Linked DNA regions of Homo sapiens: all the other regions are linked to region 4. A link is a contact called in ENCODE Hi-C or POLR2A ChIA-PET data. All regions are on one chromosome and are shown on one strand. Each heading gives the region's core, a stretch centred on a gene start or an enhancer-like site at or near the end of the contact. The rest is flanking DNA. Distances are from core to core; before and after follow the strand shown. Region 1 has its middle 110 kb from the start of LINC01814. Region 2 overlaps LINC00299 (long intergenic non-protein coding RNA 299). Region 3 holds the start of LINC00299 (long intergenic non-protein coding RNA 299). Region 4 holds the start of LINC01871 (long intergenic non-protein coding RNA 1871). Region 5 overlaps LINC00299 (long intergenic non-protein coding RNA 299). Region 6 has its middle 81 kb from the start of LINC00299. Region 7 has its middle 68 kb from the start of LINC01814.

What was found. Hi-C counts contacts between places; a loop is a spot of excess contacts on that map. ChIA-PET counts read pairs that join two places held with the same protein, here RNA polymerase II (POLR2A). Pooled maps may share reads with other maps.
Region 1: a map of GM12878 shows a loop between it and region 4 (2.2-fold over the local background). The contact joins the enhancer-like site here to the promoter of LINC01871 in region 4. A Hi-C loop is called at or near these places in 2 of 168 maps with a recorded cell type or tissue (CD4-positive, alpha-beta memory T cell and GM12878) and 9 of 50 pooled maps. POLR2A ChIA-PET finds 5 or more read pairs at or near these places in 4 of 52 experiments (CD4-positive, alpha-beta memory T cell, activated CD4-positive, alpha-beta memory T cell, activated naive CD8-positive, alpha-beta T cell and 1 more).
Region 2: a map of CD8-positive, alpha-beta T cell shows a loop between it and region 4 (4-fold over the local background). The contact joins the enhancer-like site here to the promoter of LINC01871 in region 4. A Hi-C loop is called at or near these places in 4 of 168 maps with a recorded cell type or tissue (CD8-positive, alpha-beta T cell, GM12878, PC-3 and 1 more) and 11 of 50 pooled maps. POLR2A ChIA-PET finds 5 or more read pairs at or near these places in 3 of 52 experiments (activated CD4-positive, alpha-beta memory T cell, activated CD8-positive, alpha-beta memory T cell and activated naive CD8-positive, alpha-beta T cell).
Region 3: a loop to region 4 is called in a map of naive thymus-derived CD4-positive, alpha-beta T cell, with 2.7 times the contacts of the local background. The contact joins the promoter of LINC00299 here to the promoter of LINC01871 in region 4. A Hi-C loop is called at or near these places in 2 of 168 maps with a recorded cell type or tissue (naive thymus-derived CD4-positive, alpha-beta T cell and natural killer cell) and 4 of 50 pooled maps. POLR2A ChIA-PET finds 5 or more read pairs at or near these places in 1 of 52 experiments (activated CD4-positive, alpha-beta memory T cell).
Region 5: a loop to region 4 is called in a pooled map, with 7 times the contacts of the local background. The contact joins the enhancer-like site here to the promoter of LINC01871 in region 4. A Hi-C loop is called at or near these places in 1 of 168 maps with a recorded cell type or tissue (GM12878), 1 of 37 single-sample maps with no recorded cell type and 5 of 50 pooled maps.
Region 6: a loop to region 4 is called in a pooled map, with 5 times the contacts of the local background. The contact joins the enhancer-like site here to the promoter of LINC01871 in region 4. A Hi-C loop is called at or near these places in 1 of 168 maps with a recorded cell type or tissue (GM12878) and 7 of 50 pooled maps. POLR2A ChIA-PET finds 5 or more read pairs at or near these places in 1 of 52 experiments (GM12878).
Region 7: a loop to region 4 is called in a map of GM12878, with 2.3 times the contacts of the local background. The contact joins the enhancer-like site here to the promoter of LINC01871 in region 4. A Hi-C loop is called at or near these places in 1 of 168 maps with a recorded cell type or tissue (GM12878), 1 of 37 single-sample maps with no recorded cell type and 8 of 50 pooled maps. POLR2A ChIA-PET finds 5 or more read pairs at or near these places in 2 of 52 experiments (GM12878 and activated CD4-positive, alpha-beta memory T cell).

Annotation. Positions count from the first base shown.
Region 1 is chr2:8,475,701-8,479,206 of GRCh38, reverse strand. No RefSeq gene overlaps it. Among named protein-coding and RNA genes, the nearest start is that of LINC01814, 110 kb to the left of the region's middle. Within about 2 kb of position 1,531, at least 12 of the 41 ENCODE cell types and tissues checked have a DNase peak (open chromatin) inside an H3K27ac peak, as active enhancers do; they include GM12878, where a contact is called at or near this core.
Region 2 is chr2:8,300,066-8,303,405 of GRCh38, reverse strand. All of the region lies in intron 2 of LINC00299 (long intergenic non-protein coding RNA 299), which reads left to right. Among named protein-coding and RNA genes, the nearest start is that of LINC00299, 27 kb to the left of the region's middle. RefSeq lists enhancers at 1,015-1,074, 2,180-2,736. Within about 2 kb of position 1,250, at least 17 of the 41 ENCODE cell types and tissues checked have a DNase peak (open chromatin) inside an H3K27ac peak, as active enhancers do; they include CD8-positive, alpha-beta T cell and GM12878, where a contact is called at or near this core.
Region 3 is chr2:8,327,104-8,330,721 of GRCh38, reverse strand. It overlaps LINC00299 (long intergenic non-protein coding RNA 299), which reads left to right and starts at 2,303. Exons shown (of 9, transcript NR_034135.1): 1 at 2,303-2,488.
Region 4 is chr2:7,724,421-7,728,014 of GRCh38, reverse strand. It overlaps LINC01871 (long intergenic non-protein coding RNA 1871), which reads right to left and starts at 2,236. Exons shown (of 2, transcript NR_183384.1): 1 at 2,162-2,236.
Region 5 is chr2:8,237,334-8,240,846 of GRCh38, reverse strand. The region is part of intron 7 of LINC00299 (long intergenic non-protein coding RNA 299); the gene reads left to right. Among named protein-coding and RNA genes, the nearest start is that of LINC00299, 89 kb to the left of the region's middle. Within about 2 kb of position 1,951, at least 4 of the 41 ENCODE cell types and tissues checked have a DNase peak (open chromatin) inside an H3K27ac peak, as active enhancers do.
Region 6 is chr2:8,407,407-8,410,841 of GRCh38, reverse strand. No RefSeq gene overlaps it. Among named protein-coding and RNA genes, the nearest start is that of LINC00299, 81 kb to the right of the region's middle. Within about 2 kb of position 1,926, at least 6 of the 41 ENCODE cell types and tissues checked have a DNase peak (open chromatin) inside an H3K27ac peak, as active enhancers do; they include GM12878, where a contact is called at or near this core.
Region 7 is chr2:8,514,304-8,517,654 of GRCh38, reverse strand. No RefSeq gene overlaps it. Among named protein-coding and RNA genes, the nearest start is that of LINC01814, 68 kb to the left of the region's middle. RefSeq lists enhancers at 2,198-2,247, 2,448-2,557. Within about 2 kb of position 1,659, at least 14 of the 41 ENCODE cell types and tissues checked have a DNase peak (open chromatin) inside an H3K27ac peak, as active enhancers do; they include GM12878, where a contact is called at or near this core.

The DNA of each region.
Region 1 (3,506 bases), core at 282-2,781, 750 kb before region 4:
ATTTTAACATAGATTCAATAAGATTCAATAGAAACATGATTAAGATATTTTACACTTTTTTCATAAGAAGATTTTGAAGCCTGGTGTGTATTTTACACTTTACGTATTTCAATTCATATTAGTCAAATTTTGAGCAATCAATAGACACATGTGGCTAGTGGCACCATCGTGGAGGGTACTGGAGAGTACACGTGTAGAAGACAGATACCATGATATTCATCTCTTTATCTCCAGGACCTGACCAACAGTGGACCCTTCATAAGTACTTAATGAATAAATATGAACACGCTGCTAGAAACGGGCCTTTTTCAAACATAGGTATTGGCTGGGGGTGGAGGTGGGGGCAGAACAGAAAACCCTGGAACACTGTACTTGGTAATACAGAGCATGGACTTACATTCTCACACCTTGGGTAGGGCTGCATCAGCAGCTGACCCAGATACCTTGGAATTCCTTAGCTTCTTTCTGTCTCTGTTTCCTCATCTGTAAAAAGAGATAGCGACACCTGTCTTGCAAGATGCTGGGAAGATTAAATGAATAGGCGTACACCAAGTGCTAAGTACCCGACATGCCCATAAGCACTGAAGAAGCAGTAGCCACAGTTACTTTAAACCAGAGATTCTGTCAGTCATATGGACAACTCATACTTTAGTAGCAGCAGGATGGTTTGGCCAGGGCTTTCGTGCTGGTCCTGAAGTTGGCTGTGTCCCAGTGGTAGGACTCTTGTGGTATAGATTTTCTCATTTTGGGAGCACTCTTGACAAGGGGTCACGAAGCAATTTGTGGTGTTTGTCTTTTTGGCTGTAGCTGTGGAAAGTCATGTGCCAACCCTGGGGCTTAGGGTTTAGTCAGCAAGGGCACGTGTGGAATGAGGGGGGCCCTACTCTGGGAGCCCATAGTACCCCCCAAGCCTGAGGGCTCAGCTTCCCGTGGGAGCCTGGGCTGACTTAGGGCAGCCAGGCCCCTTCAGAGCAGGGTGAAGACCTGGACCCCGCTGCCTGCTGTCTGTGCCCCCTCGGCCATCCTCGTATGCTCCGCCCCTCTACCCTGTCCTTTGGACGCCCCCTGACTTTTTCCCCTAAATTGACTGAATTGAAATTTACTTGTTTGAAACAATAGAAACCACGTGTTTCCTGATCATACCTAGCTTTGAAAACAGAAAGTGGGCAAAACAAGCCAGGCGCATAGTGGCATTGAGAAAGGCAAAGGCTAACTTCATTAAAAAGCTTCTTTGTGGTATCAGGCAGGAAGTGAAACAGCTTTAAATGGCAAACATTTCTCAATCATTTAATGCACCAGTAAGCTTGGCATTCTTTCTCCTTTGTCCCCTTAAAGAAAAAGAGAGCCCAGATATAACTCAGATGAGGAGGGGGAGGGCCCGATCCTGTGTGTTGGAGGAGTTCCCTGGAGCATTGGTCCTCACCCCCATGAAGCTTCACGGGAGGACCAATGTCAGACGTGGGTGCAGAGGACAGTGCAGTTTCTCTTGTGTGGCTGAGCCTGGGCCACCCCGGATGGATCGCTGACTTCTTGTTGGTGCCACTCACCAGCTAGTTCTCTCAAATCTGTTACCATCAGAAGCCCGGTAAATGGCAAACTTTCCTTGTTAACATGTAGGTCCATTTCCTGGGGATAGTGAAACCCCAGTCCCCACAGGTAGCATTGACCTCTGTTGCCAAATGCCATTATCCTGGTGTCCACTGCATGTTAGGCTCTTTCCACAGAAACCAAAAACACAGACAAGTGTGATAGGCTGAATCCTTTCTTGAAGAAAAAAATTGCACGTACATATTGAATAGCAAACCAATCAAAATGAAAAGGAAAACCAGAAGATGGATGCCACTGATACACGCTTGCTTAGTTGCACTTTTTAAGATTCATTTATAGATGTCAAATAGGATATGAACACATGGAGGTGTGCAGTAAATACTCCTTAATTGATGAAAAGGCAGACATATATGTGAAGATTTTTAGGGAAATACTTTTTTGGGGAAATAGCAGCCAGTTTAAGTTGGTAACATAAATGGTGCCAGATGAAATCATATTGACTGAGACCAAAGTCCAGCCAATATGAAATCGCTCTCAAATGTAATGACTTTAGCATAAAAATTCTGAGTGGTTTCCCACATCTCGTTAACCTTTGTACTGCTCTGCAGCCGTAGGGGCCAGGCATTCTCATAGGGCACTAAGGAAGTGAGAGGTGTGCCTTAAGGTGTGGCTGTAACTCACATTTCTTTTTTTTTTTTTTTTTTTTTTTTGAGACGGAGTCTCGCTCTGTTGCCCAGGCCGGACTGCGGACTGCAGTGGCGCAATCTCGGCTCACTGCAAGCTCCGCTTCCCGGGTTCACGCCATTCTCCTGCCTCAGCCTCCCGAGTAGCTGGGACTACAGGCGCCCGCCACCGCGCCCGGCTAATTTTTTGTATTTTTAGTAGAGACGGGGTTTCACCTTGTTAGCCAGGATGGTCTCGATCTCCTGACCTCATGATCCACCCGCCTCGGCCTCCCAAAGTGCTGGGATTACAGGCTGTAACTCACATTTCTGGACTTCCATTATCATCCTGTCTAATCCTATCATCACCCTGCTGCATCTGGCAAAATCCCCCTGTTCTTGAGCCTCCAAGTGGGTGAATTGGCTCCCATATCACCTCATTCCTGCTGTTGGCACAGGGCTAGTCCACGGTGTCGCAACTGTTTGTTTAGTGTCTGTCTTTCCCATACAAGCTCCTCCAGGGCACAGATCCAGAATTATACACCCCAACATCCCAGTAACTCCCACAGTGTCTGGTAGGTAATAGTTTAATAAAAGCTGGTTGAATGAAAGAGCAGGTACATTCTTTGGTGTTCAGAGTTATTAATTCCGTTTGTTGTTGGTGTTTTCTTGTGGTAGATTTCGAGTCTTGCTTCTCATAGTTATTTTTTTTTCCTAAGATATGTAATGAAGGCAGACTTCTCACCTTGCAAAAGGTTAGTCCCATTTCTAAAGCAATTTTATGGGCTCCTTTGAGAGTCTGGAAATGTCTCCTATATCTCTCGGGAGAATCCTAGGTGAGGGGTTGGCAAATGTAGCTGCAAACCAAAAGAGCTTGCCCTTGGAGTTAAGTGGAAAGGGCGTTGTGTCCCTTCTCTTTTAATTTCAGTCCCTGTCATTGTCATTTGTCTGGCAGGGAGCTCTGCAGGCTGGGAAAGCCTGATTTTCTCCTCTCTGAGCTCCTTGTAGCCGGATCCAGTTTGTGATTTTCCCTCATTGATTTTTCCTGCTTAAATGTAGTTGAAACAACCTTTTTGAATATGGAAAAAGGTTTTAGCACGGTCCAAACAGCTAGCAGGTGACAGCCGTTATACTGACGTGTGCTGCGCTGATTTTAGGGAAGTATTTATTTTTTTTTTAAGAGCCCTGACAATAAGTGGCTGCTTTTTCAGGTGGTGCTATTGCAGAAATGTTACAAACAATGGCTACTTGTGGAGCCTAACATCACTTCTTTGGCTTACATTTCTACAGAAATTG
Region 2 (3,340 bases), core at 1-2,500, 580 kb before region 4:
ACCTTTTGGTGCTACCATGCTATGCATTGAGGGTCCAGGATGTGTAAGGCACTAGCACAGCACCTGAGATATTTTTGAGTGGTGGGGCAGAGAATGTGGTACAAAAAGATGAATGAGGCTGGATGCAGTGGCTCACGCCTGTAATCACAGTGCTTTGGGAGGCTGAGTGGGGAGTATTGCTTGAGGCCAGGAGTTTGAGACAGCACTGAGGGTCCAGGATGTGTAAGGCACTAGTACAGCACCTGAGATATTTCTGAGTGGTGGGACAGAGAATATGGTACAAAAAGATGAATGAGACTGGATGCAGTGGCTCACGCCTGTAATCACAGTGCTTTGGGAGGCTGAGGGGGGAGGATCGCTTGAGGCCAGGAGTTTGAGACCAGCCTGGTCAACACAGCAAGATTCTGTTTCTTACATTAAAAACAGCAACAACAACAACAACAACAACAACAACAAACAACCACCCATGAACAAGATCTAAGGAGTGCAGGGAAGGCAGTGGGTGCCTCTCAGCACACAGTGAGGCTGGTGCGCTGAGAGGTTTCCCCTCATTGGGATTTCTTTGTTCTCTTTGCTATTCCTCCCATTCAAGCAACCCTTTCTCTGCTCTTCCCTAGGTAAGGGGTGTGAGAGCAGAAAGACAAGCAGTCCTCTTTCGGCTGCAGTGACCATTGGGGTGCTCTGCCCAGGTCTCCCCGCTAGCTGCAGTGACAGTTGATGATGGCCATGGCAGAGCCCGCACTGGATGCCCCCTCCTGCTGCAGGGAATGGCCTCTTTTCAGGTCATATCCCCCAGGTTCTGAAACTGACCGAGGAAGGAACGCAAAGGCTCGGCCCTCTTGCCTCAACTTGGGACAACTCTGATGGGCCGTCCCAGCTCGAGAGCGCCACTTAGGATTGGCTGGGGGTGGCTCCAAGTGTAGCCTCGTTGCAGCCAGCTTCAGCTTCTGCAGCATCCTGCCTTTCTCACTTCTTTACAGGAGAATCTCCCGAGAACACCCTCTGATCAGCACTCTGCATGCAATTTCCATCTCAGACTCTGTTTCTAGGAAGACTTTCAGGCAGCTGACACTGGACGTGGTTGTGAGTTGCAGGCCCTAATGAAAAATTGGAGAGGAAGCAGGTGGCCGGCTGATGAAATGATAACCAGAAGGCCTGTGGGCTTGGGTGGCTGAGGCTGAGGCTACTGAGTGTTGAAGAGAGAGAGGCAGAGGCGCAGGATGACTCATCACTGGTTTCAGGCAAACTGTGAAAGCCAGAGCACTTCCTTGGCAGCATTTAAGAAAACCCCGATGATCTGCAGCTGGAAGGCAGGTTGGCTGGAGGACCAGTCTGAACCCTGAGTAGGTTAAGTTCTCAGTCCTTCAGACACAGGGCTCTAATGGGAAAGAGGTGAGACCCTTACACTTAGGGTGGGAGCCCTGGACAGTTGGGAACCCTGAACACTTACATGCCCCTGAGTCCCCTGGGCCTGCAGAAATGGCCTATTTCTCATGTCATGTAGAAGATTGTAGACTGCTTGAACCTGGGAGGCGGAGCTTGCAGTGAGCCCAGATTGCACCATTGCACTCCAGCCTGGGCAACAGAGCGAGACTCGGTCAAAAAAAAAAAAAAAAAAAAGCAAGACTTTCCTTTTCTGAAGATCATACAGAGGTCTCAAATGAGGTAGGTATCATACAAGACAATGCTTGACCCATCAGGATCTACCCTCATCTTTCCTGTTGGCAAAACCAAAGAATAACAAGAACCAAATCTCAGCACAGCCCGACTGGGGATGAGCTGGGCTGGCTTGGCCAAAAGGGGATATCAGGTGAAGGAGCTGTGGGGTCGAGCTAATATGTTGCAGAGGACCTGGGAATATATTCATGGGATTGGATCAAAGAGTGTAGATATAAAATCGAATAAGGTTGAGTTTATTGAGAGGGAGCAATCTAGGTGGTACAGGATTAAGCATCTTGGTCAAGATCCCTGGAGAGAATGCTAAGACTCAACTCAGATGTTGCTTAAAAGCCTAGAGAAAGCAGTGACCCACACTCAGGCAGATGGTGGAGAGAGGGACCAAATGGCTCAGAGAAGTGGCCATGCTGGAGTGGACATGCTAGCATCCATGGTGCTGACTATCTTCACGAGATGGCCTGGAGGACTTCCCATGTACAAAGGAATGCACTGGTGAGAGTGGCCCCAAAGTCACTGAGCTCAGGAATGGCTGTGCTCTATGTGCCAGAGCTGATGACAGATGATGAAATCACAGAACTGGCTCCTGGTAGCAACGGGGATGACAGGATCCTGGGATTACAAAGGCCAGGTGGTATGCTCACCATTGGATGCAAGGCAGAGGCCATGATCACAATGAGAGGCAAGATCAGTGGGGCACCCAGGGGGTTCCTGCCCTGCAGAGAGCTCTCAATAGGCTCATTGTTTTAGGAAGGAGATAGATGGGCACCCAACAAGGGCAATGCTTAATTTCTACAAGAAAGCACGTGTGGATTACCAGGAGGTACAAAAGTCAGGATCTTTTGCCTAGTTTCTTGAATGGAGCTAATTCTCAGCCCCAGAATCTGTTGACTGAAGGAGGAGCAGAGCTCTTCCCAGGAAGGATGGTACCATATTACAGCAGGTGCATTCAGCAATAATTCCCCCACTTCTCTCCTAAAGGTATCTAGGACATTTATTTAGGCAAATGCACACTGGGGAAAGACGAATGCCTTAGCTTTTCAAGGACTATTAAGCTAACATTGATATTTGGAGACCCAAGATGCTACCATAGCCCTCCTATTAGACTGGAGACCAGGAAGGCAGGTAATAAATGGAATCTTTTTTCAAGCCTAGCTCACATTCTTCATTTCCCTGGTTCTCTAGTATAATAGGAGTGAATGGCAGGTTCATTGGCAGAACCTGCACGTTGGCTCCTTGGCCTAGAATAAAAGATGTTGTAGTGGGGTAGGCCTCTTCCCCTACGAGATCGTAAACCACAGATATGACCACATCTTGCGTTGATGGCAGGAATGTCAGACATGAGTGTTACCCTCAAAGACTTAAAGGATGCAGGGGCTGTGGCCCTTGCCATAGCCTCATTTAATTCACCATGGTGGCTGCCCCTCACACAGACCTGGTGGGCCATGATGGGGGACAGTAAATATCCATACAGCGAGTCAAGTCATATCTCCACCTGCAGTGGCTGTGCCAAGCATGGAACTTTTGCTAGACAAGATTAAACGGAGTCTTTGGCCTCTCTAAGGAAGCTATTGACTTGGTGAACTGTTGTTTTTCATCCTTGAACAAAGGAGGATCAGAAGCAGTTCACATTGACCTGGAACAAACAAAGAATACTTTTATGGTC
Region 3 (3,618 bases), core at 1,054-3,553, 600 kb before region 4:
GGTATTTTTTTCTAATCGACATGTAATAATTGTACCTATTTATGGGGTACACAGTGATATTTTGATACATGGATCCAAGGGGTAATGATCAATTCAGCGTCATTAACATATCCATCACCTCAAACATCTGTCATTTCCGTGTGTTGGGAACATTCAAAATCCTCTCTTCTAGCTGTTTGAAAATACACGCTCAGTTATTGTTAAGTAGCCTTTGGTATTTTTTAATCTAATTAAGTTGCTTGTGAGGCTTTCAGGCAGCAGGAGGCAGCCAGGAAGCAGAGCCTGTGGCCTCAGGTCCAGGAGCTGAGCCTTGGATTGAAGGGGAGCCAGGGCTGCTGGGGGCAGGGGACCTTGCAGAGAGAGCAGGGACTGACCCTTGCAGGGGAGTTGGCCTGGCAGCAGCCACCCTCCCACACCTGCCTCCTCTTTTGGGAGGCTTCTGCGGTCAGCCGTCAGCCGTGGCCCGCAATCAAGGCAGTGGGCGGGCCTGTGGGAATGCCGGCCATGTGAGCGCACCTGTGCCGTCCTCCCAGCTGTGTACTTCACAACAGGGCTGCTGTCAGCAATGGCCAAGTGCTGCACACCACCCACCCACTCTCCATGGTTCTGTCACATCTGCTGGCACCCCCATCTGGGTTGAACTGCTTTATTTATTTTTATTTAAAAATGGACACCAGAATTCTTTATGTCTGGGAATGAGCCAAACTGGCCCAGTGTTGAGTGCAGAAATATTCCATCTTCCTTCTGTGCCCAGAATTATTTTTGTTTTCTTCGATACCCAACCTAGATACGGCTACAGCAAGGAAATCGTTTGAGTTTCAAAACCAAAACTCCTTTCCTGTTTATCTGTGTTGAAAAAAAAATCCACCATCATTGATCACGAGGCCAGTTTATCTCTGTGGGTGGTGTTCGATCCGTTTGCTTTTTCATCTGGTGCCTGCTCCTAATATTGTACCAGAGGAAGCAGCCATTATATTTTGGAGCCAAGAGGAGCTAATTGATACTGTTATTATAATTAATGCTAGTCCTGACTCAGGAGGGACCTGGCGGTGGAAAGCCTTTGAGATCTTTGACCTCAGCACCATCTGAGTGGGAATCCCAGCCCGGTCACTTAGGAGTTAGGGGCCACAAGGAGCCTCACAGGGCCTCATTGTCCACCATGTGAAGTACAGTGGGCCAGGCCCCCAGCCATGGGCAGTCACAGTGGGTGTGCAGGCACAGGGTGCTGGTGGCCCTTCCTGATGCTCTGTTCATCTCACATGCTCACCGGCTTGCTGTGTGTCTTTGTCCACCAGGATAGAAGCTCATGAGGGCAGGGGCTTCTGCCAGTGTTGTTCATTGCACTATCTCCAGAGTGTGGCCTGGCACAGAAGGATATACTCAAGCATTTGTTGAATAAAGGAATGAATGAGTGAATGAATGGACAGCAGGGAATATTTTGGACGGCAGCCTTTTCAAAGGACGTTCCCTTCATGATCAAGGCAAGGGGGATGCCTTAGAACAGATGCCCTGTGGACCAGAAGGGAGTATCCAGGTTTTAGAAGAATACTGCACCTGAGGCTTTGAGATTTGGGGCAGCAGAGGGTGGAAGTTGCTGGAAGGAGGCTGAGTAAAATGACATAGCTCCTGAACATGGGCAGGTCCCCAGAGCAAGAGTTCGAATGGGGCCCACATGGTAAAGATCTTCATATTTAAAAAATGACACATTTTGCTTATACATTGTTGAGTAAAATGGTTTCTCTCCTACTACCTTGACCTTGATGGCTAGGTTCGAATTTGGAATTCAGACTCCTTGAGACTTCAGGCCAGCAGAAGGCCTTGGAGGAAGCTGCTTCCAGCCCCTGCTGCCCTCGGCCTCCCTTCCCCCTCTCACATCTCCTCTCCTCCCTCCCTGGACTTCACTCTTCCCTGTCAGGGTGCTCCACCCACAGGGGTGGGCCTTGGGCCTCCCCAGGCTCTGGGATGTCCAGGGGATCAGACTTGGGCCCTGGAAGTAGGTTTGGAGACATTTAGGCTAGGAATTCTGGGGGCTTGGGTACAAGGCGTGGATGGGATCAGGTCTCCCTGGGAAGGCTCGTGCCCTCCCCCATCGACTCTCCTGTCCCTCTCTTCATGATAGGAGTGCTGGACCCAGGACAGGGGCCCCCTGGTCCCATCAAAGGGCTGTGCTGGTTCAGGGAATACCCTTCCCCTTATGGGCTGTGACAAACAAAATCATCTTAAGGGGAAGCCCCTTGTCATGGGGCAGGAAGCAGGCTGCACAGGGCAATTTCTGCTTCCCTCTGATAGGAAGGGTTGGGCTGACACTGAGCTAGGGTGGCCATGCCTCGCCCTGACCTCAGGCCCATGGGCCCCGTGGATGAGCAGGGGCATGCAGGACAGGCCTGCAGGGCAGGGCAGGGCAGTAGGGTTTTCATCGGCAAAGCCCCGTGATCCTCACAGTAGCCCCAGGAGTTGGACCAGCCTGGACCCTTACCCCATTTTACAGGTGAGGAGACAGAGGTTCCAGAGGCTGGCAGGGCTCGGCTAGGATTGCTTTTGCAGAGAAGAGGTTCAAGGCCTCATCCAAAGGTGTGCAGCTAGTAGGAGGCCGGGCAGGTCATGAATTGGCAACTTCTCATTCCGAGTCCAGGAGCCTCTTCCTTACACCAGCCCTTGGGAAGAGTGGCCTTCCCCAGGCCGGTGGTCAGAATGGTTCCTGCCTGGCTCTGGGGGCGGCCTGGGCTCTGGTCTATCAGTCTTAAGAGTGGGGACAGCCATGTGTGCTGCCCTAGCTGGCCTGACTCTACGGCTTTGGGTGCCCAGGAAGCTCTGGTATTCTTGGACGGAGCCCCTCCAAGCCCCTAGACTTGTGAGTTAGCCCAGGACTGCAGCTTGGCAAGGCTTCCTGTGCCTGGCCCATGACTTCTCAGAGGGACTCCAGGTCCTGTTTAGGCACAATTTTAAGGCCCCTCTTGGGTCCTTGAGTTCTCTGGGCCTCACTTGTCTCCAGGGGCCTTGGGTTCTTACTTGTGAAGCACCCAGGTAGCTGCTACCCTCCTGCATCCGCGATCCCCTGGAGGTGATGACAGACTCCACATGGCCACTCTCATACTCTGGTGGCTGAGGCTGCACTAGGCTTGGGGGGCCCCTGACCCCTGCCCCTCCAAGGCCAGGGTGAAATGCCTCAGAGGGGGATCTGTGTCCCCTGTAGCTACCTGGAGAGGCTAGATGACCCCCTGGGAAGTATGGGTGTCACTGCCTGTGGGGTGACTGTGACTAATCGAAGGTGGGAGATGAGGGAGCTGGCAGACCACTTCCTCCCTTGGCCTCCTGGGCAGGCTCTAGGGCAGGTCTCTGTGCAGCCTGTTTCCAGGGGCCCCACGTGGCCCAGGGACCCTTAAATCTCTTGGTGGCTTGGGAAGCAATGACCACGTGTTTACACACCGACCTTGTGCTTGCTTTCAATCTTTCCCTTTCCTCTCATTGTTTCTGCCCAGGGATTGGATCTTTCAATAAAACGTTAGCATCTAAGTCGGCCTCAGTTTCTGCTTGGTGGGGAATCTGGGCTAAGTCAAGTCTGCAGGTAGCTGCTGCCACCTGGGTTTTCTCATTCTGCAGACAATTCTCCACTCCGCT
Region 4 (3,594 bases), core at 987-3,486:
ATGAACACTTCAGATTTTGGATTTTGGGGTTGTAATGCTTAATCCATAGTAGATAAAGGCACTTTGTCAGCTCCATCAGAGCAAGCTTCCTCAGAAGCACTACCTGGTGATCACTCTCATTCCTTCCCAAAGTTTCATTTCTCTCTCTCTCTCTCTGTCTCTGGAGACAGTGTCTTGCTCTGTCCCCCAGGCTGGAGTGCAGTGGCATGATCACAACTCACTATAGCCTCAACTTCTTGGGCTCAAGTGATCCTTTCTCTTCAGTCTCCTGTGTAGCTGGGACTATGGATGTGCACCACCATGCCTGGCTAATTTTTTTAAATTTTTATTTTAGCAGAGATAGGGGGTCACTATGATGTCCAGGCTGGTCCTGAACTCCTGGCCTCAAGCAATTCTCCCACCTTGGCCTCCCAAAGTTCCTGGATTACAAGTGTGAGCCCACCGTGCCTGGCCTTAAAGTTCAATCTTAACATGGGCCCTGGCCCTGTTCTACTTCTAAAGATCTCTTTTGAATTCTCAACCCCACCTTTATCATGGGCTTCTGTTCTGTCCTTCAGAAAAGCCCGCCAGAACCAAAGATGGAAGTTACTGAAGATGGTGAAGCTAGGGAACCCCAATAAGAGCTCCCATCTTATTTCTCATTGCTTGCTTACAAGCACACTATTCTCTAGCTTCTGACCTATGAAAAGTGCTTGGCACACATTTGTGCAACAAAACTGACTGTGCTAGCTCCAGGTGCAAAACTGCCCAGCAACCACTAGACACAGTTCCTGCCCCACTGTGCTCACCCCACCTGAACTAACCAAATTATTCTGGCATAACCATGTTAGAAAAGGACTCTTGGGGACTGCTACGGGACAGCCAAGGTGGCTCAGGGGTGCTAGACAATGTGCATCTCAACATGCTTCACAAATGATTGCTTATGTTTAATAGTACATGCTCACGTGCATGCTATAATGGCTATCATTTTACACATCGTAGCTCACTCTGCACAAATAACTCTAAGAGATTTTTCCTCTTGTTTCAGAGACATAGAGAGATTAAGGAACATGCCCAAGTGCAATATGGTTAGGGAGTGGTGAAGCTAGGCTGCAAATCTGGCTCTTTTTGGCCCTGCACTTTAGGCTTTAATTCTGCCAAGCCAAAATGCCAACACAAACTGTCACACTCCATCTACCATCTTTTTTTTTTTTTTTTTTTCTGAGACAGAGTCTCGCTCTGTCCTCCAGGCTGGAGTGTGATCTTGGCTCAGTGTAACCTCTGCCTCCCGGGTTCAAGCAATTCTCCTGCCTCAGCCTCCCGAGTAGCTGGGATTACAGGTGCCCACCACCATGCCTGGCTAACTTTTATATTTTTAGTAGAGACAGGGTTTCACCATGTTGGTCAGGCTGGTCTCGAACTCCTGACCTCGGGTGATCCACCCACTTCGGCCTCCAAAGTGCTGGGATTACAGGCATCAGCCACTGTTCTTGGCCCCATTTATCACCTTAGCTCTGAGACCGGCCTCCAAGAGGGGTTCCCTGTGGAGTAAGATGTGCACATTCTACTTATTCTCTCTTCTAGGTCAAGTGAGAAAATGTACTTGAAATCACTTTGTAAGCTATAAGGTACTCTATAGAGAGTACCTTATATATATACATGTATAAATGTACACATATCTATACACATAAGTACAACTATATTGCTCACAATTCACAAGAAATGTGTGATTCATGTTAAATATTCAACATGTCGAATGTATTGGGGTTGTCTATCTTGATATAGATACTTGTTCACAAGCTATTAGTATGCCCTATTGACATTTCATACAAATAAACACAATACACACACACACACACACACACACCCATGTTGCTCTTCCCTCTTGGGAATGTTTGCTCAAGAGGCTGAGGCTGAAGTTGGCCTCCTGCTATGTCTGAGAGCAGCCCTTGCATAGGTGTGAGTGTGCACAGGAATTTATTTTCTAACCAAGGGAGAAATTGACAAAGTGAATAGAAAAACCACAAAAGCAGCTAAGTTAGATTTGGGTTCAAAAAAAGAATGCAGACAGAAAAGGAAGACTGTGAGGGGAGAGTTGATAGGTGGTTTAAGGAATGTCTGGCGAGAGGCAAGGAATAGAGTAAAGAAGAGAAAAAGTAATAAAAATAACTGCAACACTCACCTCTGAGAACAAATGACTGTAGTTGCTGCATGCTTAACGTCCCCATCTTATGAAGCACCACACATCAGCAGAAATGAGATACACAGCAGGGAGGTGTTAGAAATCTGGTTTTGCAGATGATTTTGTCAAATCACCTACAGCTTTGCTCAAACCAGTTCCAAAGGCTTTAACCACATGGTTTGCTTGTGTGCACCTATTTCCTGAGTTGCTCTAAATTGCATGACTTGGGGTGTAATGGCAATTCTTTGGGTTTTTGTGGCTCCATTTCTATGAGACACATGATTAGAAATCCTGTTTGCTTTTTGCTTGTCAAGCCTTAATCAGCTACCACGCTGGGCTTGTGTGAGGGCCCTGATAATCAGCCTGCTTTATGGAGAAGGCAGAGTGGAAACAGGACAGGAGACTTCCCATGGCACGGATACAGAAACGCAGCTTTCTTCGGGTTCTCCTTAAACTCGGAAAGTATCTCTTGTCTGAAAAATTTAAGTCACAATCTCTAATTAATTAGCTAACTAGCTCCCCCTCTTGAAACGTCTTTCAGATAAAAACTGCATAATGCTGCAAAGCAATGGCCTAAAATCAGACTAATCTACGTCTACGGCAGTCCTTAGGATCCATTGTGTCAGAAAAATACATAGAAATGTCTTAAAATCTGCCCAAACACAAAAACTGTAACTGTGCTATTACTTTCGTTGGGTTTATACCTTTCAAATCATCTTTTTTCCTTAAAGGTATTTTGACACAGCTTAAAAAAGAAAGGCACCAAAAGCCTTAGCCTGTACAGCGAGCTATAAAATTGCTGCGAGCTTAAACAGTCAAGGTAGGAAAAATGGCAAAAGTTATGTCCCCAACAAATAAGCTTGTGCTTTTGTCATAAATGAAGACTCTTAAAATGTGATGCCACCCCATGACTTATTTTGTATTATCTTATTTTTGTTTTGCTCCAGTCATTCTCTCCCTTTATCTTACATCAAAAACAAGAAAAGTTTTGCCTATGTCTACAACTTAAGTGAGGAACCTATTATGTGATTATGATATAAAATTCAGAGCCAGTGATAGGCCGTCGTGTGGTGTAAACATTTCAGAGGATAAGAATAATAGCAAAGAACTAAATTGAAATGTAATCCGTGCTGAGATACTGTAACAAAGTCTCGTAATCTCTTTAAGCCAGCTGTTCTCAACTTTGGCTGCCTATTTGAATCTTGCAGAGATCTTAAATCCTTCTTGATGCCTGGGTCTCACCCTCCAGGGATTCCGATTTCATTTGTCTAGGTTGTGACCTAGTGTCATGGGTTTTAACAGCTCCCCAGGTGATTCAAATATGTGGCCACGATTGAGAGCCCTCTTGTCAGCTGACTGTACTGTATACACGGATCTCTGACAGTAAAGGTCATCACCTGGTTCCCTGATTTGTTCTGGTCTTATTTGTGTGC
Region 5 (3,513 bases), core at 702-3,201, 510 kb before region 4:
TTCAAGTGATTCTCCTGCCTCAGCCTCCGGAGTAGCTGGGACTACAGGTGTGTGCCACCATGTCTCGCTGATTTTTTTGTATTTTTCATTACAGATGGGGTTTTGCCATGTTGGCCAGGCTAGTCTCGAACTCCTAACTTCAGGTAATCTACCACGTTGGCCTTCCAAATTGCTGGGATTACAGGGGTGAGCCACTGCATCCGGCCAGGTACTTGCATTTTAGAGTGAAGGACTTTAGTATAATGGTCATGACAAGAACTTTGAAGTCAGACTGCCTACGTACAAATCTTTTCTCCATGTATAGAAGGTAAGGGCCAGGCACGGTGGCTCATGCCTATAATCCCAGCACTTTGGGAGCCCGAGGCAGGTGGATCATGAGGTCAGGCAATCGAGACCATCCTGGTTAACATGGTGAAACCACATCTCTACTAAAAATACAAAAAAATAGCTGGGCTATGCCTGTAGTCCCAGTTACTTGGGAGGCTGAGGCAGGAGGATCACTTGAACCTGGGAAGCGGAGGTCGGAGTGAGCCGAGATGGCGTCATTGCACTCCTGCCTGGGTGACAGAGCGAGACTCTGTCTCAGAAAAAAAAAAGAAGGTCAGATCTAGGAAAAGGGCTCATCTCTGGGTGCCTCAGTTGTCTCATGTGTAAAGTGGGATTTAAAAAGCACCATGAAGTTGTAGTATAGCTGAGATGGATGATATAAGCAAACATTTAGCATAGTGCTTAGCAAAGAATGCTCAGTAAATACCTTATTCCAAATTGAGAAACTGAGCTTCAGAGGACTTCAGCTCCTCATGTGATCATTACTCAGCTAAGGAGGAGAGACTGGGTTTTGAATGCAGATTGATCTGTCTTACAAAAGATTGGGGTTTTCCTACTCTACCGGATGGTTTCCCTGGAAACCCACTGCCAAGCCTTTGTTATGTGCACCGCGGTTTGACATTAGTATGTGTTCTGAGCCTTCTTTTGACGCCTGCATTTTGCTGCAATGAATTTAGGGATTTCCCCCAAGTCATTTTGCATAATCAAGGATGGCCTGGATGTTGTCTCATCAGAGCCACCTGAAGACCATGGACATTTTCTTGGAAACTGAAACTATAGAAACTATATGTTATTGCTTCTAACTTCTTAGTTTTCAAAAGACATTCTTGGACCCGGCTGCAAAGTCCTATAAATTAAATTGAAATCAGCCACATTTATGATAGGGTTGTTACAAAGCTGTAAGTGTTCTGAATTTATGACTCTGCTCACATTCAGCTGTTCACTGCTTCTGCTTCTAGGTCTTTCTATCCTGTGTGGGACAGAATTTATATTTGTGGGTAAGATCATTATAAATCTTTTATGTACCGCAAGTGCAATTTCAAATGTTTGCAAGCATGCAGAACTAGGTCCATGAGATATCTGCTATATTTCATGGATTACGGCTTTGTCTCAGTAGTGGGGGAAAAAATATCCCTCAAACCCAAACCCAAACATTGAACTTTGTAACTGGCCACTAACTCTCACTGAAGAGGAAATAATTGTTGGTGAAGCTAAACTTCGACTCTGTGGATGTTGCTTTAAAATTCTCTTCTTTTTCATGTTTTAAAAAATAAGTCCCATGAATGACCATCTTTCCAAATGTCCCTTCCAGCCTTCTAGCTGAGTTCAGTGAGAAAGGAACAATTTGTCTGCATCAGAATTTCATGTGTACTTTTGCAGCAATCAGCATTGAAAGTGAGGACACAACTGAGCAGCTGGCTGGCTCTTTCCTCATTATTTTTTGGAAAGTTGACCCTGAACTTTTGTGTCATCGAAGTCAAACTGCCAAAGAAAATGTAGATATCTGGGGAAGTCTTTAAAAAAAATTATTGTGAAAATGAAACGGTTTTTGTATCTTTTGCAAACGGACAGCTGGAGACCCGGTGCAGCCACACTGGGGACTCTGGTTTTCCTGTCTCTGTGAGCTTTAGGGCGGCAGGGTGAGGCATCATGGCTATTCTGACAAGAAACTGGGAATCAAACACACCACTTGAGTGATGCAACCAAATTAAAAGGGAAAAGAGAATATAATGAAGTATCATTAAAAGCAAATAATGAGATAGATTTTAATATGCACAAACATTTTTTGCTGACTTGGTGCTTTGGAGCACGAGGCTGTCGATTTTGCTGTGTTGTCAGTAGGAAATGATTCCCAAATTAATCCAGGCAACAGAATCATCTGGAGGAACTTTAAAAAAATACACATTTAGGGCCCCATCTCAGACCCACATCAGAATTGCCGTGGTCACAGCTCATGTCTCTGTTTTAAGGAGATCTGTAGACTGGTTTGGGAAACTGGAGCATAGTTTTATGGTCACACTTTCTCTGTATCTTTTTGAAAATATGTGCAGATTACTTTGGAGTTACCCTTTTATAGGGGAGAATTCTAGAGTAAGTTGTGCTTTAGGGATTCTCACCTCCCTTCTATACATAGAAAATTGAACCCCAGAAAGGTTTGCTACTTGGTCTAGGTTGCACAGCTGCTGGAGGCAGTCAGGATTTGAACCCAGGCCTTCAGTTGCCCCACCCAGGGATCTTTCAGTCCTGCTCTGTGATTTCTGTGATTTCTTAGTCCTGCTCTGAAGCAGCCCAGTGGACTATAGTGAATGCAGACAAGCCCTGCAGGTTATCGAAAATTTTTCAGTTTTCTAGGGAAACACAGTGCTACTCAACATCTGTCAGGCAGTGTGTGGACTACTAGTTGAGATGGTTCAGTCTCAACAGTGGGTCCTGCTGTATTCCTTTTAATAACATACCTTTGCAAAGCTGGATTTTTGGAAGTGGCTTAGATAAAAAGTCCCTATTGTGGAAAAATCAGTATGAAACTGGAAATGAGAGTAGCAATGTCCACTCTGAGTCCAGGGATTGAGAAGTTGTGTGGGGCCCTAAGGATATATACAGCTATTAGTAAATAACTATTTTAGAATGAAATAAAAATGGCCTCTTTTCTTTCAATTTGTGTCTTATTTTTCAAATGGCTTCTAGCTTCCTAGGACATACACGCTTATAACCGAAGAAGTACTTAATAAGGGGAACCATTAGAAATTTCTTTTGGCACAAGGGCACTGTGAACAAATTACAGAGATGCTAGGGCACTTTGAGCAAAGAAAGTTTGAGAACTGGGTCATGCTGCCTTCCACTGCACACACTGAATTTTTACTTGGGCATTCCAAAGCTTTGGCTTCATTGGTTTAAAAAAACTAACAAACAGATGACATCTTCTCTTCTCTTGGTATCATTGGCCTCACCATTTATTTCATGTCGCTTAATTGCAGGCAAATCTATTTATGAATGTTTCAGATGACAGTAGTTTTTGTGACAGCAGCAAAACTCCTGAAAATGAGTTTCTCCTGAAATGAGGCTGTATTCAGAGTTCTTGGAGGAGGAGCAGGTTGCTGAGAGCACGAATGAATAGAGGGCAGTTCATCTAGCCAAAATATCTGCCCTACTGCCTGTTGGTCTACCATTATAACCCCATTCCTATGC
Region 6 (3,435 bases), core at 677-3,176, 680 kb before region 4:
CCTCCCATCTTGGCAAGTTGAAGCCCTACTCACCTTGGAAGGCTCATTGTGAATGGCAACTTCTCCTGGAAGCTCTCCAGATCCTCCCCCAGACAGGGTCTCTCACTCACAGTACTTTGCACAGGGAAATATCTTATTACCATGCAATCTTTTCCACAGTTGTTTGTGTTTGTGTCTTGAAGTCCCGGAGGGCTGGAACTCTATCTATTAATATTTGTGTGTCTTGCATGTAGAAGGTGCTTAATAAATGGTTGCATTAGTAGGTGCTTAATAAGTGGATTCGAATGAAGGGAAAAAAGGTCCTGGAACCTTTTTTCCTCCTCTAATTTTCCCTGTTTTTGGGTGAATTTGCGGCTAAACTATCCTTGTAGTCTGTCCTTCTGATATTTCTTTGTTTCTCTGTAGTCCCATTGTTGATTATTTCTTCCCCATTCATGCATTTACAGGTCTGACCTATATTAGAACTAGCGGTCTCTGGTCTCTGAGTCCTCGAGGGCTGGGTTCCTAACCATCTGTAAGTGCCAAGGCCAGTGCCAGGTCTTTAGTCAAGGTTAATAGATGGCAGCCGGTGAGATAGAATTCCAGCCTCCTGGGAGCCCCTCTCTAACCCTCCTCTGTTCCATCTCCAGCCCACACCCCCTTCTCCCTGGGCCAATCAGCTGCACTATTTCATCCCATCCTAATGAGGGGAGCAGGTGGCCCAGCCATACTCTGGGTCCCTTCTGTGCTTCTCCTTAGTCTTCCCAGCCACTGCTGATCCAGACCCAGACTCACACATGATGTTACGATGATATGGGCTTCAGCTTTGATCAAAGCTGAAAACTGCAGCTGAGACCTGTGCTGGCTGATAAATTAGCAAAGACTGATTTCAGCCAGTTGGGCCAGAGTCTGCAAATAAGTGGTGCCAAGAGCTGTTGGCATAGTTCTAAGTCAGGCCCTTCTAAACTATTCCTTAAAGAACGTCACATCATGGAGGAGGAAACTGGTGGTGTATTGTAGATGTAGGATGGTATCGAAAGGGCCCTCTGTAACCAAGAGGCCAGTAGTTCCCTTTGTCCCTGTTGATTTTCTGCCAGCTTACTCATACTCTGTCAGTAAAGTGGAGGAGAAGGTCATAGAAGAGAAAAAGACAGGGAGGGCCTGCATGTTTCTGTTATTTCCAGTGTGAACATTACAAGCAAGCTCATTAGGGTAATATTTTCAGTGGAAAGGTACATTTCTACTGGGCACAATGTAAGAATATTTTGCTCATGGAATTTTCACTTAACAATAGGGAAAAAAATCCGTTTTCACCAGGCAGCCTGGGCTCCAAGTATGGATTTGACAAGTGTTTCCCCAAATGCCACCAGGTCTGAAGTACGCAGCTGCTATGGAAATTTCAGAACTCTCAAAAGAGCCCCAAATGTATTTTAAACAATCACCAAATCACATATCTAAATTGCTCTTTCTATTGTTGCTAACAACATTTGGGTGTTATAATTAGAGCGACCCCAGAGATCTTGTCTGAGAAATCTTACACATTCATTTAGCTTCTGGACTTTCTGTGCTTTCATTTAGTGTCATGGTGAAATGCAAGGAGTCTGCCTGGCGACTTTCACATCCTATTCATTAGAAGTTTTACTTTCTGGCCCTAAGACGTTGATGTTTGGGTTTTCAGAAGTGTAAGATCATCTTGAATCTGAAACTGTCTTATCTTTGTGTCATTTTTCTTGAAGTCTCACCCACCTGTCTCTCAATCTCATGTCAAAAGTCATCCCATGACTCTTCCATGTTGTCTGATGTGATTTCTGGTTCAGTTTAATGAAGTTGTGAGAAAGCACATCATGGAGATGGAAGGAGGCTGTGTTTTCTACTGTGTGACAGTGTCATTGACTCATCCTAGCGATGCCACTCGCCGCAGGGCTGGAGAGCAGTTGATTGGCTCGAAGAAGAGGGCACATGGATTTATGTAAACCACTTGTGACCATGTTCGGGACTTTTGCAGGGCCTTAAAATTCTATCACAAATGACTCAGCTCTCTTCACAGCTATATTTTTTCAGGCATTTTTCCCCATTCAGGTTTGATAATTTTCTCTCTCAGTTCCTTCTGGTTAATCTTCTTATCTTCAAAATGTAAAACTACCATGCCCATTTTAAAATTAATTTACATGCTGAAGTTTTTTTTTTTTTTTTTTTCCAGACAACTTTCTCCTACCCTTTTTAAAGATGATATCTAACAGGGAAAAATCATGCTGACTTCTTAAAGTCTATTCTGGGATTTATTGGCAATTTGTTCACACACATTAAAGGTTATATTAGAAACTCCCCAAGTACTCACATTAACCAATGAATATAGCATATCGCAGATAACTTGGGCATCACTGTGGGACATAAACAAGGGGTCTCATTGCTTTATAATCTATGTATGTATACCCATTACAGCTTGGTATAGAGTAGCATTGAAAAACAGAGTAAGAATAACTTTTTGCTGGTCGGGCGCAGTGGCTCACAGCTGTAATCCTAGCACTTTGAGAAGCTGAGGTGGGTGGATCACCTGAGGTCAGGAGTTTGAGACCAGCCTGGCCAACATGGTGAAACCCTGTCTCTACTAAAAATACAAAAAAATTAGCTGGGCGTGGTGGCACAAGCCTGTAATCCCAGCTATTGGGGAGGTTGAGGAAGGAGAATCGCTTGAACCCAGGAGGTGGAGGTTGCGGTGAGCGGAGATTGTGCCACTGCACTCCAGCTGTGCAATGGAAGTGATACTCCATCTCAAAAATAAAATAAAATAAATATAAATAAATAATAACAAATAACTTTTTTTCTGTAAATTTTTCTGGATTTTTAGTGTCACACAGCATTTTGGCTCAGTTTTAACTGTTCCAATCACCTGAATTGACATTGTCATCGAGATCTTTATTGAATAAAACTGTGTGAATCAGATTCAGCTTTCTTTTGAGGATTAAAGTAGGCATTGGGAAGTATACAGTATTAGTCAGGGTTCTCTAAGCGAAACGTAACCTGTAGGACATATAGAGATAGACACGTGGGAGGTTTACAATGTTAATGGCTCCCAGGGTTGTGGAGGTCCAGACGTCCTGTGACCTGCCCTTTGCAAGCTGGGGAACCATGAAAGCTGGTGGGGAATTTAGTTCAAGTCTGAAGGCCAGAGAACGAGAAGTTTCAATGTCAGGAGGCAAGAGTAGAAGGATGTCCCAGCTCAAGCAGAGGGAGTGAACTCACCCTTCCTTCACCTTTTACTCTATTCATTGGATAGATGATGACACTCACATTGATGAGGATTGGTGTTCCTTACTCAGTACACTGATTCAAATGCTAATCTCTTCTGGAAACGCTGTACCAGGCAACCCAGAAATACTGTTTTACCAACTATCTGGGTATCTTGTAGCCCAGTCAAGTTGAAACATGAAATTAATGATCACGTATAACTTTGGT
Region 7 (3,351 bases), core at 410-2,909, 790 kb before region 4:
AAATAATTTTATATATATATATATATATATATATTTTTTTTTTTAGACCGAGTCTTGCTCTGTCACCCAGGCTGGAGTACTGGGGCATGATCTCAGCTCACTGCAACCTCCACTTCCCAGGTTCAGGTGATCCTCCTGCCTCAGCTCCCCCAAATAGCTGGGATTACAGGCATGTGCCACCACACACAGCTAATTTTTGTATTTTTGTAGAGATGGGGTTTCACCCTGTTGCCCAGGCTGGTCTCGAACTCCTGAGCTCAAGTGATCCACCTGCCTCGGCCTCCCAAGTGCTAGGATTATAGGACTGAGCTACCGCGCCTTGCGATTATAGATACTCTTAATCACACATGCTGGGAACAGTCCCTAGCAGGTGTGGAAATCAATAAATATAAGCTACTAGAGTATTATCTGTATTAAAGTGGGTGGTCTCTGAATACGGGTGCTCCTTCAAGCCTTTTGCGGGGTGGCTTGTTTGGAGGGAGGCTTTACTTGCCGTTCTGCCTCCCAGCCAAGCTGCTCCGTGTTGGACCTGTGCAGGCAACGAGGGGCTGAAATGGTGCTTAATGGCAGCATGGCGTGTCCTTTACTCCAGGCTGTACGCGGGCAGCTCCGAGATCTCCATTTCTGAGCCTCTTGCTCCACTGTAGACTTGGGAACTACTGCTTCTGCTCCCCCAGGTGCATCACCGTCTACGGGAGGAGGATGCTGAGGGGCAGTAGGACTTGGACCTGCCTTGGTGTGACTGGCCTTGGAATTCCAGATGTGCCACTTCCAAGCTCTGTGACACAGAGCAGGTTACTTCACCTCTCTGAGCCTTGGTCGTTATTGTTGATTGCTCAATGAGCATTTATTGAGCACCTCCTTTGTGTGGAGTTCTATTTTAGGTGTGAGAATTAATAGATTCACATAGCCACTAGTCACTGTTACTTAGACATGGCTCTGGGCCTGAGAGAACGTGAAATCTATTAGGGAAAAGATCACTAAATTGATGATGGTCAAGCGTGCACAAGAGTGGGAAAAGGTCCTGGAAGGCTCTCCAAAGGACGGGCTGCATTTCAGGGAGAGATGGGAAGCAGCCTGCGGGATCGGGGTACCCTGGAAGGGTGTGTGAGGGGTGGAGGGTGAAGGTGAGGAGGCAGGTGGCACAGCTGTAAAAATGACACAGTGTGAATGCGTGGGGCTCAGGGCAGGCACGCCAGCTCCCAAAGTGTAGGGCCATGCACTATGTTATGTGGTTTAAGCAGATAACTCATTTCATCCTCATAAATCCTCTGAACTAGTCACAGTATTTGTAACTCAATGTTACAAATTACAAGTAATGATAAACCACAGCCTGCCCGAAGGTCACAGAGCCAGGACATGCAGCATGGGCAGTAGGTGGGCTCCACTCTGAGCCCTAGGCTTCACCACAAGGCTCTGCTGCCTCCTACTGTGTCTTCCTTTCTTCCTGCCATGTTGGAGGAACTCAACTGGGAACCACTAGCCGCAGTCCTGAATGGGCCCTTTCTTCCCATGAGGACACCTGGCTGGAGGTTGGGGCCCAGAGGAAGTGGAGCGACAGCAGGTGTAGAATGGTTTCTGTTTGCTTCTCAGTTCTGAAGTGTTTCCTCTGATAACATTCACAGACAGCAGCTCTGCTGGACAGTTACTGCCCACCTGGAGGGCTTGAGGTGCTCTGTGTGGGGAGGTGGAGGAGGGGAAGGGGAGGAGGAGGAGGAGGGGAAAGGGAGGAGCAGGAGGAAGAGGAGGGGGAGAAGGAGGAAGACCTTGAGGAGGAGGAAGATAGGGAAGAGGAAGGGAGGAAGGAGAGGGAGGAGGGGGAGGAGGGGGAGGAGGGTGGATAAAGAGGAGCAGGAGGCAGCCATGCCCAGTGCCTGAGCAGGACCTGAGTGTGCTGTTCCTGAAGGTATTAGGAACCTCGAGCTTTCTACACCCCAGCTTCCTTTGGGTTGAGGTGTTCCTGAGACATTCACAGTGTCAAGGGCAGCCCTCCTTCGTGACGCAGGGGACGAGATACCATCGGAACAGGAGTATATTTAGAAGACAGGAAACCAGCCCTCCAGCTTGCCCTTGATTTTACAGCCAGCGTTTTAGCCTTGTGAGCACCCCCGGAATTGACTGAGGCTGCAGGGCACTGTGAGAGGCCCTGCAGCCACCCATGTGGCCTCTTCCCCTTTTCTCCTCTCTGCCTCTTGGCCTCTCTGCTGTCTCTCTTTCTGTTTCTATGCTGTGCTGGCTTTGCTGGGGTTGTCCCAAAGTGATGGGGGAGAAATGACATTTTACTTGGAACTGAGTCATTTTGCTGGATTTTTTCAGCTGCGTTCCTGATTAGTAAACCTGTTTCAAGAATGGGAAAATGCACGGGGCTATTTTTAAGTGTTCTCAGCACCAGTGTCCCTAATTCCTAGAACAGACATCAATTGCTTTTCTAGTCTCAAATGCAGATAAACATGCGGCAGCGACATGACCTTTAGCAAAGTAGACTTGCCTACCAACAGTTTGCTCATCTGTAAAATGGGGCTCACACACCCTACCTCATGGGCAGAGGAAGAAATGAGACAATGAGCACCTGACCCCCCACACAGTGCATATTGCCTATGGGTGTTTAATGTGCTGAAGGTTCCTCTGGTGGTTTTTTTCTGGATGAAACTGTGCCAAGACCAGCCCCAGGGGAACTGGTGAATCCCCTGGTGTGCTAAATACAGGTGTGTTTCTTAGTTTAAAATCCGCCTTTGGTCGGCTACTGGAGGAATCATACTGAAACTTGTACTTAAATCATCAGCTGGGAGAAAAGTTGGTAACTCCTGCTCAGTAAATAAACATTTGCCAAGCCCTCCCGTGCTAGCTCTGCACAGACAGATGGAGAGGGAAAGGGAGGTCACACAGCTCTGCCTGAGAGCCTCCATGAAGGGAAGGAGGTGAGCACAGAAATGAGGACCAGGCAGTGAGAATTGTGGGATGGGGATGGGGTGCCTGGCTCTACTAGGGGAGTTTGGAAATGGCTTATCTGCAGGTCTCATTATCCATGGTTGAAAGCTAGAGGACACTCCAAAATGCAGCAGTAGTGGAAAGACTGGGGCACCATACGCTGTGAGGAATACGTGACCTTCCAAGAATGAAACACATTTATGTGGCTAATTTAAATGACAGCCGTGATCAATTTAGTGTCTGTTGAGTGCTAGACATCGTGCCCAGTGGTTTGCATGTACCTCCTCATGGGATCTTCACAGCAGCTCTGTGGGGCTGGTACTGTCCTCATCTCCAGATTACAGATGGGGCCAAGATACTTGCTCAAGGTTGGACAGTTAAGAGACAGCAGAGTGGGGTTTGAATGAGATCTGTGTGACTTGA